Linked DNA regions of Homo sapiens: region 1 is linked to region 2. A link is a loop called in an ENCODE intact Hi-C map of the cell type or tissue named here. Cell type or tissue: gastrocnemius medialis. All regions are shown on one strand.

What was found. A loop is a pair of places that touch in the nucleus more often than their neighbours do. Peaks named below come from ENCODE experiments on the same cell type or tissue, not always from the same donor. Only the 100,000 strongest peaks of a DNase experiment are listed, where the experiment ranks them.
Region 1: a loop joins it to region 2, with 2.9 times the contacts of the local background. A loop is called at or near these places in 1 of 110 quality-filtered maps.

The regions. Positions count from the first base shown.
Region 1 is chr19:15,312,254-15,317,253 of GRCh38, reverse strand. The region is part of intron 1 of BRD4 (bromodomain containing 4); the gene reads left to right. Among named protein-coding and RNA genes, the nearest start is that of BRD4, 18 kb to the left of the region's middle. In gastrocnemius medialis, no CTCF peak of the experiment used is centred here; DNase peaks (open chromatin) are centred at 1,883 and 3,427; H3K27ac peaks cover 5,000 bases.
Region 2 is chr19:16,460,528-16,465,527 of GRCh38, reverse strand. The region is part of intron 1 of EPS15L1 (epidermal growth factor receptor pathway substrate 15 like 1); the gene reads left to right. Among named protein-coding and RNA genes, the nearest start is that of EPS15L1, 8.9 kb to the left of the region's middle. RefSeq lists enhancers at 1-852, 2,563-3,230, 3,231-3,898. In gastrocnemius medialis, no CTCF peak of the experiment used is centred here; DNase peaks (open chromatin) are centred at 1,457, 2,527 and 3,667; H3K4me3 peaks cover 768 bases; H3K27ac peaks cover 5,000 bases.

The sequences.
Region 1 (5,000 bases), 1.1 Mb after region 2:
CTTAAGTCCTCAGAAAACAACCATATACACTGGGCACTAGTATCATCCCGGTTTGCAGATACGGAAGGTGGTGCTTGGAGAGCTGTCACTTGGGCAGGGTTGCAGGGTCACAGAGTTGGTAAGTACTTGGAGCACTTGTGTCCAGAGCCCACTAGCTCTTGTCTGCTGTGGCATAAGCTGTGGGAGTCCACCATATTCAGCTTTGTTCTCAGTGAACTCAGATGGTTTGGATGATACGTAGTGAGCACAGGGTAGAGCTCAGAAGTGCTTTCCAAGATGTCCAGGCAAGGCAGCCTGAGAGGGAGGAGACCTTCCAACTGGGAGCATAGGAAGGGGGCTAGCATTGAGTCTGGTTCTTCAATGAGGACAGCAGAGGTTTGGAAAGAGACCTGGACAGGTCTGAAAGCAAGTACCTGTCCCTTGGAGGTGCTCACCAGTGTGAGGGGATGATCAGAAGAGGGATGCAGAATGCTGACTGGACAGGTCTCCTTTTCACCCAGACATCTGGTCAGTAAAAACAGTGCTTCCCTCCTGAGGAGTTTCTCATGAAGACATTCACAAGAGTGGAATTTAACCTCATCTTCAAAAAGTTTCCGCTAGAGAACCAAGTTGCCTTGATTTGGTTTCACTTCTATTTTTTCTTTTTCTTTTTCTTTTTTTTTGAGATGGAGTTTGGCTCTTGTTGCCCAGGCTGGAATGGAATGGTGTGGTCTCAGCTCACTGCAACCTCCGTCTCCCAGGTTCAGGTGATTCTCCTGCCTCAGCCTCCTGAGTTGCTGGGATTACAGGCATGCGCCACCATGCCCGACTGTTTTTTTGTATTTTTATTAGAGACAGGGTTTCACCACGTTGGCCAGGCTGGTCTCGAACTCCTGATCTCAGGTGATCCACCGCTCCGGGCCTTCACTTCCATTTATCCTTTTGCTACTCAGAGCAAGTCTGGGAATATAGAAGCGGGATGGTTGGGGGGAAGTAAGTAAACTGGAGTGTGTCTTTAGTCCAGGTGCCCCAGGCTTGTTAAAATTATGGTGTGAACTGGATACTCTTTCAGGATTATGGTGAGCTTCTCAGTCTTTTTTTTTTTTTTTTTTTTTTTTTGAGACGGTGTCTCGCTCTGTCGCCCAGTCTGGAGTGCAGTGGCGCGATCTCGGCTCACTGCAAGCTCTGCCTCCCGGGTTCACGCCATTCTTCTGCCTCGGCCTCCCAAGTAGCTGGGACCACAGGCGCCCGCCACTACGCCCGGCTAATTTTTTGTATTTTTAGTAGAGATGGGGTTTCATCGAGTTAGACCAGGATGGTCTTGATCTCCTGACCTCGTGATCCGCCCGCCTCGGCCTCCCAAAGTGCTAGGATTACAGGCATGAGCCATGGCGCCCGGCCGCTTCTCGGTCTTGAGGTGCTTTTTTTTGAGACAGAGTCACCCAGGCTGGAGTGCAGTGGTGTGATCTCAGCTCACTGCAGCTTCCACCTCCCGGGTTCAAGTGATTCTCATGCCTCAGCCTCCCAAGTAGCTGGGACTACAGGCGCCGGCCACCACGCCCGGCTGGTTTTTTTGTATTTTTAGTGGAGATGAGGCTTCACTATATTTTCAGACTGGTCTTTAACTTCTGATCTCAAGTGATTCACGTGCCTGGTCCTCCCAACATGCTGGGATTACAGGCGTGAGCCACCATGCCCGGCCCTTGAAGTGCTGCTTACTGTAGGGTAGAATTGAGTTCTAGCTCATGGGTGCTTCCCCCCCCCAATCCCCTTAAGGATTCTGTTTCCAAGAGAATTTCCTGCCTGCCTCAGGCACACCAAGTGGAACTCGGTCAACATCCATGTCCAATGCGTGTGCTGGATGTACTTGGTAATCAGACACTGTTCTGCATTCACTGCAGACATGACAGTGAGTGAGGCAGGTGTTTCAGGGATCCTAATGTCTCCGGTGGTGATTGTTGCACAAGATCCTAATACCCCTGTGCTAGAAAGGTGGTGATTCATTTAACAGGTGTGCCCTGAAGGATTTTACTTTTACATCTTTTCTTTGACTTCGTAAAATGACACGTGATCTCATTCAGTAGGAAATTGGCTCTGAATACCTGTGGGGGGAAAAAAAAAACAAAGCCAGTCCAGAGAAAATGGTAGAAGTGGTTAAACTCCACGCACAGTGCTACTAGTAAGCTAGTTGAAAAGTACACAATCAAAATAGAATAGATGACTACAGCATGATTATGCTACCCTGAAACCGCACTGCATATAGGATAAGACCTACACTCCTGTCATGTAGCACCCTGGGCTCCTGGGTTCTGTGACACACTGTTGCCTCATTCCGTTCATTTGATTCTTCTTCCAGACATCCCCCCAAACTCCATTTCCTCCATCTTCCAAGGTCTGGTCTAGACCTTACTTATTTTACAGTGTATTACCCAATTTCCAAAGCAGTGCTGTCCAGGGGGACTTTCTGCAGTGTTGGGACTGTTCTGCAGCTGGGTTATCCAGCCTGGTAGCCACTGTCCCCTGTGGTAAGTGGGCCTTTGAAGGGGGCTTGGAACACTCAGTAGGGCTGTTGTCACCCTGTTTTGACAGGTTTTAGAGAAAATGGGGTCACTTTAGTTCCTTGACCATGTGGAGCTTGTCGACATCCTCATGGATGCTGTCATTGAAGCGGTTGGATGTGCAAGCCTGGAATGCAAGGGTGGATCTAGACCAGACTTGGGGGCATTGGGCATCTCCAGGAGGATGGATGTGAGGGCTCCTCCCAATAGGACGTCGGAAATAAGAGTCCCAGCAGGGTCCCAGACTTGAGAAAGCCAGGCCCCTGTGTAGTAAGAACACAGATTAGTGAATTTGCTTTAATCTGGGGAATGGTGAAGGGCTTTTCTTTCCAAAACAATGTGTCCTAGAGTGAACTCTAGTGACCTAGATAAGTATCATGTTTAATAGTTTTGTCCTCTGTTCTTGGAGGCTAGAAAATTTCCCACTTCTCTTTGGAATTTGCTTTGTCTGACATCTTTCATTTCATTCATTCTATGCGTCCACACCCTCACGTCCTCCATTTTGTGAGCAGGGTTTTGGGAGCAGGACTGGCTCATTTTGGCACATTATATTTGTGTGTGGAAAATGTGAAGTGCGAACGAAAGTTCAAGCACATACTCAAGGCTGAGCTGTGGTACTAGAAGGTGCCAGTGGTGGGTCCACCTGGAGTGAGTCAAGCAGTGGTTGAGGTGACTTGAAAATATCCCCTATCGATGGTTCAGGCAGGATAGCCCCTGAGTTCCTAAGGCAGAGATTCTTAAATTTGGTCTGTGTAATCTTCCCTCTCCCTCATCATGGAGTTTTTCCGGCAAGCACTTGATGTTTCTGGTTATTGAGCAGTTACTTGTGCTGAGTGCCAGGGATTGTCTGGGTGCTGGAGGTCAGCGGTAAGCAAGGTGGATGATGCACACCCTCCTGCCTGCCCATTAGTTCATGTGCTAGGAGACTGCAGGGCAAGTGATGCAGCCTGCTTGGCTTTTACTCCATGATTACAGATTATGAAATATAAATATTAATACATTAAACAGTTCTTACTAAATCATTACATTCACACTTTTTTTGAGATGGAGTTTTGCTCTTGTTGCCCAGGCTGGAGTGCAGTGCGCAATCTCGGCTCACTGCAACCTCCGCCTGCCGGGTTCAAGCAATTCTCCTGCCTCAGCCTCCTGAGCAGCTGGGATTACAGGCACCCACCACCACGCCCGGCAAATTTTTTTGTATTTTTAGTAGAGACAGGGTTTCACCATGTCAGCCAGGCTTAGTCTTGAACTCCTGACCTCAGATGATCCACCCGCCTCGGCCTCCCAAAGTGCTGGGATTACAGGCATGAGCCACCGCTCGGCCTTTTTTTTTTTTTTTTTTTAAAGATGGAGTCTTGCTTTGTTGCCCAGGCTGGAGTGAAGTGGCACGATATTGGCTTACGGCAAGCTCCGCCTTCCGGATTCACACCATTCTCCTGCCTCGGCCTCCCAAGTAGCTGGGACTCTAGCTGTCCGCCACCACGCCCGGCTAATTTTTTGTATTTTGAGTAGAGAGACGGGGTTTCACCGTGTTAGCCAGGATGGTCTCGATCTCCTGACCTCGTGATCCGCCCGCCTCAGCCTCCCAAAGTGGTGGGATTACGGGCGTGAGCCACCGTGCCCGGCCACAATTCACACTTTTTTTTTTGAAGACAGGGTCTCCCTCATCCAAGCTGGAGTGCAGTGGCACAGTCTTGGCTCATGGCAACCTCCACCCTCCAGTCTCAAGCTATCCTCTCACCTCAGTCTCCTGAGTAGCTACGCCTGACATCTTTGTTTTGTTTTGAGAGTCTCGCTCTGTCACCCAGGCTGGAGTGCAATGACATGACCTCCGCTCACTGCAACTTCTGCCTCCCGGCTTCTAAGCAATTCTCTTGCCTCAGCCTCTGGGGTAGCTGGAATTACAGGCACGCGCCCCCACGCCCGGCTAATTTTGTATTTTTAGTAGAGATGGGGTTTCCCCATGTTGGCCAGGCTGGTCTAGAACTCCTGACCTCAGGTGGTTCACCTACCTCAGCCTCCCAAAGTTCTAGGATTGCAGATGTGAGCCACCGTGCACAGCCTGTTTTTGGTTGTTGTTTGATTTGACGGATTTTCACTCCTGTTGCCCAGGCTGGAGTGCAATGGTGCGATCTCGGCTCACTGCAACTTCCGCCTCCCGCGTTCAAGCAATTCTCCTGCCTCAGCCTCCTGAGTAGCTGGGATTACAGGCGCACACCACCACGCCCAGCTAATTTTTTGTATTTTTAGTAGAGACGGGGTTTCACCATGGCCAGGCTGGTCTTGAACTCCTGATCTCAGGTGATCTGCCCGCCTCGGCCTCCCAGAGTGCTGGGATTACAGGTGTGAGCCACCGCACCTGGCCCCTTTTTTGTACTTTTAGTAGAGATGGGGTCTCACCACATTGCCCAGGCTGGCCTTGAACTCCTGAGTTCAAGCAATGTGCCTGTCTTGGCCGCTCAA
Region 2 (5,000 bases):
ATTTTTTTGTAGAGACAGGATCTTGCTATGTTGCCCAGGCTGGTTTCGAACTCCTGACCTCAAGTGATCCTCCTGCCTCTGCCTCCAAAGCGCTGAGATTACAGGTGTGAGCCACCACTCCCAGCCAGTTGTCTTTAGGAGAATCCAAAGGTTTCCCTGCCAGAGTGGTAATCAGTGCTCCTGGCCCATGCAGAATTGAGTTGTCCAGGCCCGGCCCACAGCAGAGGCTCAGGTCACGGGTGGTCCAAGCTGCAGGAGGGGCAGATGACTGGCTTCCATTTGGGTGTTGGACATGGTTGTATGGAGGAGAGGGCGTGTTTGGTGTAGGCCAAGCTTGTCCAACCCATGGCTGCATGTGGCCCAGGATGGCTTTGAATGCAGCCCAACACAAATTTGTAAACTTTCCTAAAACATTATGAGGTTTTCTTGTGAATTTTTTTTTTTTTTTTGAGACTAAGTCTCGCTCTGTTGCCCAGGCTGGAGTGCAGTGGTGCAATTTCGGCTCACTGCAAGCTCCGCCTCCTGGGTTCATGCCATTCTACTGCCTCAGCCTCCTGCGTAGCTGGGACTACAGGCACCCGCCACCACACCTGGCTAATTTTTTGTATTTTTAGTAGAGACGGGGTTTCACTGGTTAGGCAGGATGGTCTCGATCTGACCTTGTGATCTGCCCGCCTTGGCCTCCCAAAGTGCTGGGATTACAGGCGTGAGCCACCATGCCCACCCGTGAATTTTTTAAAGCTCATCAGCTATCATTAGTGTTAGTGTTAGTGTTAGTGTTAGTGTTAGTGTTAGTGTATTTTATGTGTGGCCCAAGACAATTCTAGTGTGGCCCAGGGAAGCCAAAAGATTGGACACCCCTGGTCTAGGCCATGGGGAATAGCCTTTCACACGGAGGCAAAGAGGACTGAGCCAGAGCTGAGAGGCTGCAGGTCTAGGTCAAAGGGCCAAAACATGCGGCTGGGACTTTGGGGTTCATGTCCTTCCTTTAATTTAGGCAGCTCAGGGATGAGAGGAGGAAGGTCTTTTGGTAAATAAGACGTGAGAGTTTGTGTCTGGGCTACAAATCGGCCGAACTGACAGGATGTCTGCTTGCCGAGAGAGTGGCCAGTGGCTGGTGGGGGCTGAGGAGCTGAGACCTGCCCACTGTCCTTCGCGCTGGACTGGGTTTTACCGCTGGTCAGAGTGGTGGCCCTGAAGTTTGCTCCTGCATGGAGTGCAGACCATTAGCTCTTAAAGCTTCTTTGGGCTTTTCCCTTCATAGGAGTCCCAGCTCTTGATACTACAAGCTTTGGGGTGAAAGTAAAGGTCACAGATGACCACAGACATTTGTCTCGGATTTCCATCTGCACTGCCTGTGGTGTGGAATGTAGACCTGATAACAGAATCTGTTTACTGACTGCCTGCAGGTCAGGCTGACATAAAGTCACTTCTCCTCCTCTTGGGCACACCAGCCAGGCTGGATCAGGCGCTGCTACCGGCAGCTGACAGCACACCTGCTCCCCGTGTTTCCCAGGCCTGCAGTCCTCATTCCCTCTGCTCTGTGGCCCCCTGGCCCCTCTTTCTGTCATCTGCGCAGGCGATCCTTCATCTTGCCTCAAGGCGTTTGCATCTGCTATTCCCTCTCTCTGGAATGCTCTTTCCAAACCCTTCATCCTCTGGTGAATCCCTACACCTTTTCATATCAGCTGGGGCATCACTTCCTCAGGGAAGCCTTTCCTGACAAACTGGCCCAGCATCTCTGTTACCACTGGTGGAGATGGACACCTTTTCCATTTAGCCGTTTATAATTTTCTCTTTGCGGGGTTGATTGATGGTCTGTCTTCCCCAACCACCTAGACTAGGTCCACAAGGGCAGAGACTGTGCCTGTTTTATTCATCCTTGTTTGCCAGGCTGCAGCTGGCACTCAGGTGCTCAACAATCATCTGTTGAGGGAAGAGTAGCATGGGCCACATTATGAGAGGCAGTAGGGAGCTATGGCAGGTTCTTGAGGAGTGACACCTTTAGATGATCTGGCTGCTTACACAGGGAGTGCTTGGAGCTGGGTTCTAGCTCCGAGACAGTCTCTGTGATATGGGCATGAAGTGATCAAGAGGAACCTGGCCTGAGGTTGTTTCAGGAAGAGTAGAAAGGGCTGGGGGTGAAAGGAATATGTGGGGTAGCTGTTTGGACAGGTGAGGGTCTAGGTGGGAGAGGAAGCAGGGGGAAGAAGCAGGCATAGTGTCTGCAACCGTCAGGTTGAGGCCACCTTCAGGGAGCCAGGACAGCAGCAGTGGGAGTGCCTGGTGGGCAGAGCCTGGTGGGCTGTGGCTGTGTCAGTTGAGTCAAAACCCATCACTTTGCAGGAAACCCTCCAAGCCACGTGAGACCCCACATTTAGGTACAGTCAAAAAGAAGACCAGCTCTGGGGCTGGGGCACCATGAGATTCTGTCTGCTGAGCTACTGTGTGCTGTCTTGGGACCAAGATAAATAAAACCGAGCCCCACCCTCCAGGTCAGCTCAACTGCAGCTGGGCACCCAGGCACACAGAAAATTAGGACATAGTGTGACACACTCGTGGAAGTCAGGTGGCACCCACAGCGGTGGGATGAATCACCTCCACTGGGCTGGGAATAAAGGACAGGAGGAAGAGGGCGCCTGTGCCTCCTTTTGTCTTTTCCCTCCTCTGTTCCAACAGGCCTGGAGGAAGCAGCTGGGTGCAGCCTCTCTGACTGGCTGTACACTGCGTGGACCAGTGTCCTGCCCCCACCCTTTGCACAGGCCCTGTCTCCCACCACCATCTTCACAGCTTCCTGGCCCCCTCTCTGCCTTCTCAGAGTCCCACTTCCCTGATTCTTTGTTTTACTTTATTTTTTCTTGAGGTGGAGTCCCGCTTTGTCACCCAGGCTGGAGTGTAATGGCATGATCTTGGCTCACTGCAGCTTCCGCCATCTGGGCTCAAGCAATTCTGCCTCAGCCTCCCAAGTAGCTGGGATTACAGGTGCACACCACCAAGCCTGGCTAATTTTTTTGTATTTTTGTATTTTTAGTAGAGACAGGGTTTCACCATGTTGGCCAGGCTGGTCTCGAACTCCTGGCCTCTAGTGATCCACCCACCTTGGCCCCCCAAAGTGCTGGGATTACAGGTGTGAGCCACCATGCCCTCCCCCCCACTTCCCTGATTCTGGTAACCTGGTCTCCCAGAACAGGTGGCAACGGGACCCCAGCCCTGGTGGTACCCTGACTGCCCTCACCAGTGAGTGGGCCCAGGCAGGCAGCTCTGGGCCCTGGGGAGAGATTTGGGGCACAGGTCTGATGCAGGAGTGAGGGAATGTTGTGGGACCAACAATGGTGCCATTGTCCCTGTGCTTGTTTCTAGATGAGGAAACTGAGAGGGAGAGAGGTAAAACAACTGGTCAGACCCCCATGGAGAACAGGCGTCTGAATCAGACCATGGGCTCCAAAGCCACCATTTTGTCCTATGATTGCCACACCATGGGCTCCGGGAGGGTCGAGGAGCTCTGTCTTTCCTGCTCCCTGCTGGGTTCCCAGCCCCTGAAATCTGGGCTCCTGGCACATAGTAGGCTGGTGATATCTGTTGATTGGAGGCTGGGTACTTGGAACAGCAGCCAGGAGCGCAGTCTGTCTCTCCAGCTGTCTTTGAGGGTAGTTGACAGAAGGGAACGTTTTGTCTCTTGGGTGAAGAAACAGGCACAGGGCCCAGAGCCGCCTGCTCGAGCCCACTGGCCGGTGACAGCAGTCAGGGCACCACCAGGGCTGGGGCCCTGCTACCTCCTCACCTCCGCTCATCAGAGGGTGAGGAAAGGGCTTTCCTCTTGTGTAAGTGACATCAACAAGTGTGCCTCTGTCATTACGCCAATCTGTAGAAAACTGGCTTTTCTTTCTTTCTTTCTTTCTTTTTTTTGAGACAGAGTCTCACTCTGTGACCCAGGCTGGAGTGCAGTGGCGCGATCTCAGCTCACCGCAACCTTTGCCTCTTGGGTTCAAGTGATTTTCCAGCCTCAGCCCTCCGAGTAGCTGGGACCACACGTGTATGCCACCACACCCTGCCAATTTTTGTATTTTTTGTAGAGATGGGGTTTCTCCATGTTGCCTAGGCCAGTTTCGAACTCCTGAGCTCAAAGCGATCCACCTGCCTCGGCCTCCGAAAGTGCTGGGATTGCATGTGTCAGCCACTATGCCCAGCTGGCTTTTCTTTCTTTCTTTTTTTTTTTTTTTTTAAGAGACGGAGTCTTGCTCTGTCGCCCAGGCTGGAGTGCAGTGGCGCAATCTCGGCTCACTGCAAGCTCCGTCTCCCGGGTTCATGCCATTCTCCTGCCTCAGCCTCCTGAGTAGCTGGGACTACAGGCGCCTGCCACCACGCCCGGCTAATTTTTGTATTTTTAGTAGAGACGGGGTTTCACCGTGTTAGCCAGGATGGTCTCGATCTCCTGACCTCATGATCCGCCCGCCTCGGCCTCCCAAAGTGCTGGGATTACAGGCGTGAGCCACCGCGCCTGGCCCCAGCTGGCTTTTCTTAATCTGAAGAGGACGTGCTTTTCAATTTTATATTTTCCAGTGGAAGAGAAAACTATCTCATTTCACACTCTCCAAAGGGGAAAGATGAAACACGAAAAAACTTGATGATGAGGCCCTCACACTGAGCGTGTTTAACCAGGACTGTACGGTTATGGGGATGGACTGTCCCCCTCAATTCCCCCCACACCCTACAAATGGCACTGTTTGTGGTTGGGGGGTCCCAGACACGATTGGCCTAGGCGCATGTTCTTGCAAACGTTCTTCCCTTTGAGTTTTTTCTTTGCTGAGAACTAGAACGCTCTGTGCCCGCGGCACCCCCGTGCTGGCTTTGGAAACTTTCTCTGTGGGTCGAGGCTTCTGGAGTGGAGGAGCAGGCTCCACAATTGCTGATGGGCTGGGCAAGGTTGTCCATCACCAGGGTGCAAATTGTTGCTGTTATTTTGCTTGCTCACACCAGGCCATGGAGTTGGCATTTTCTTT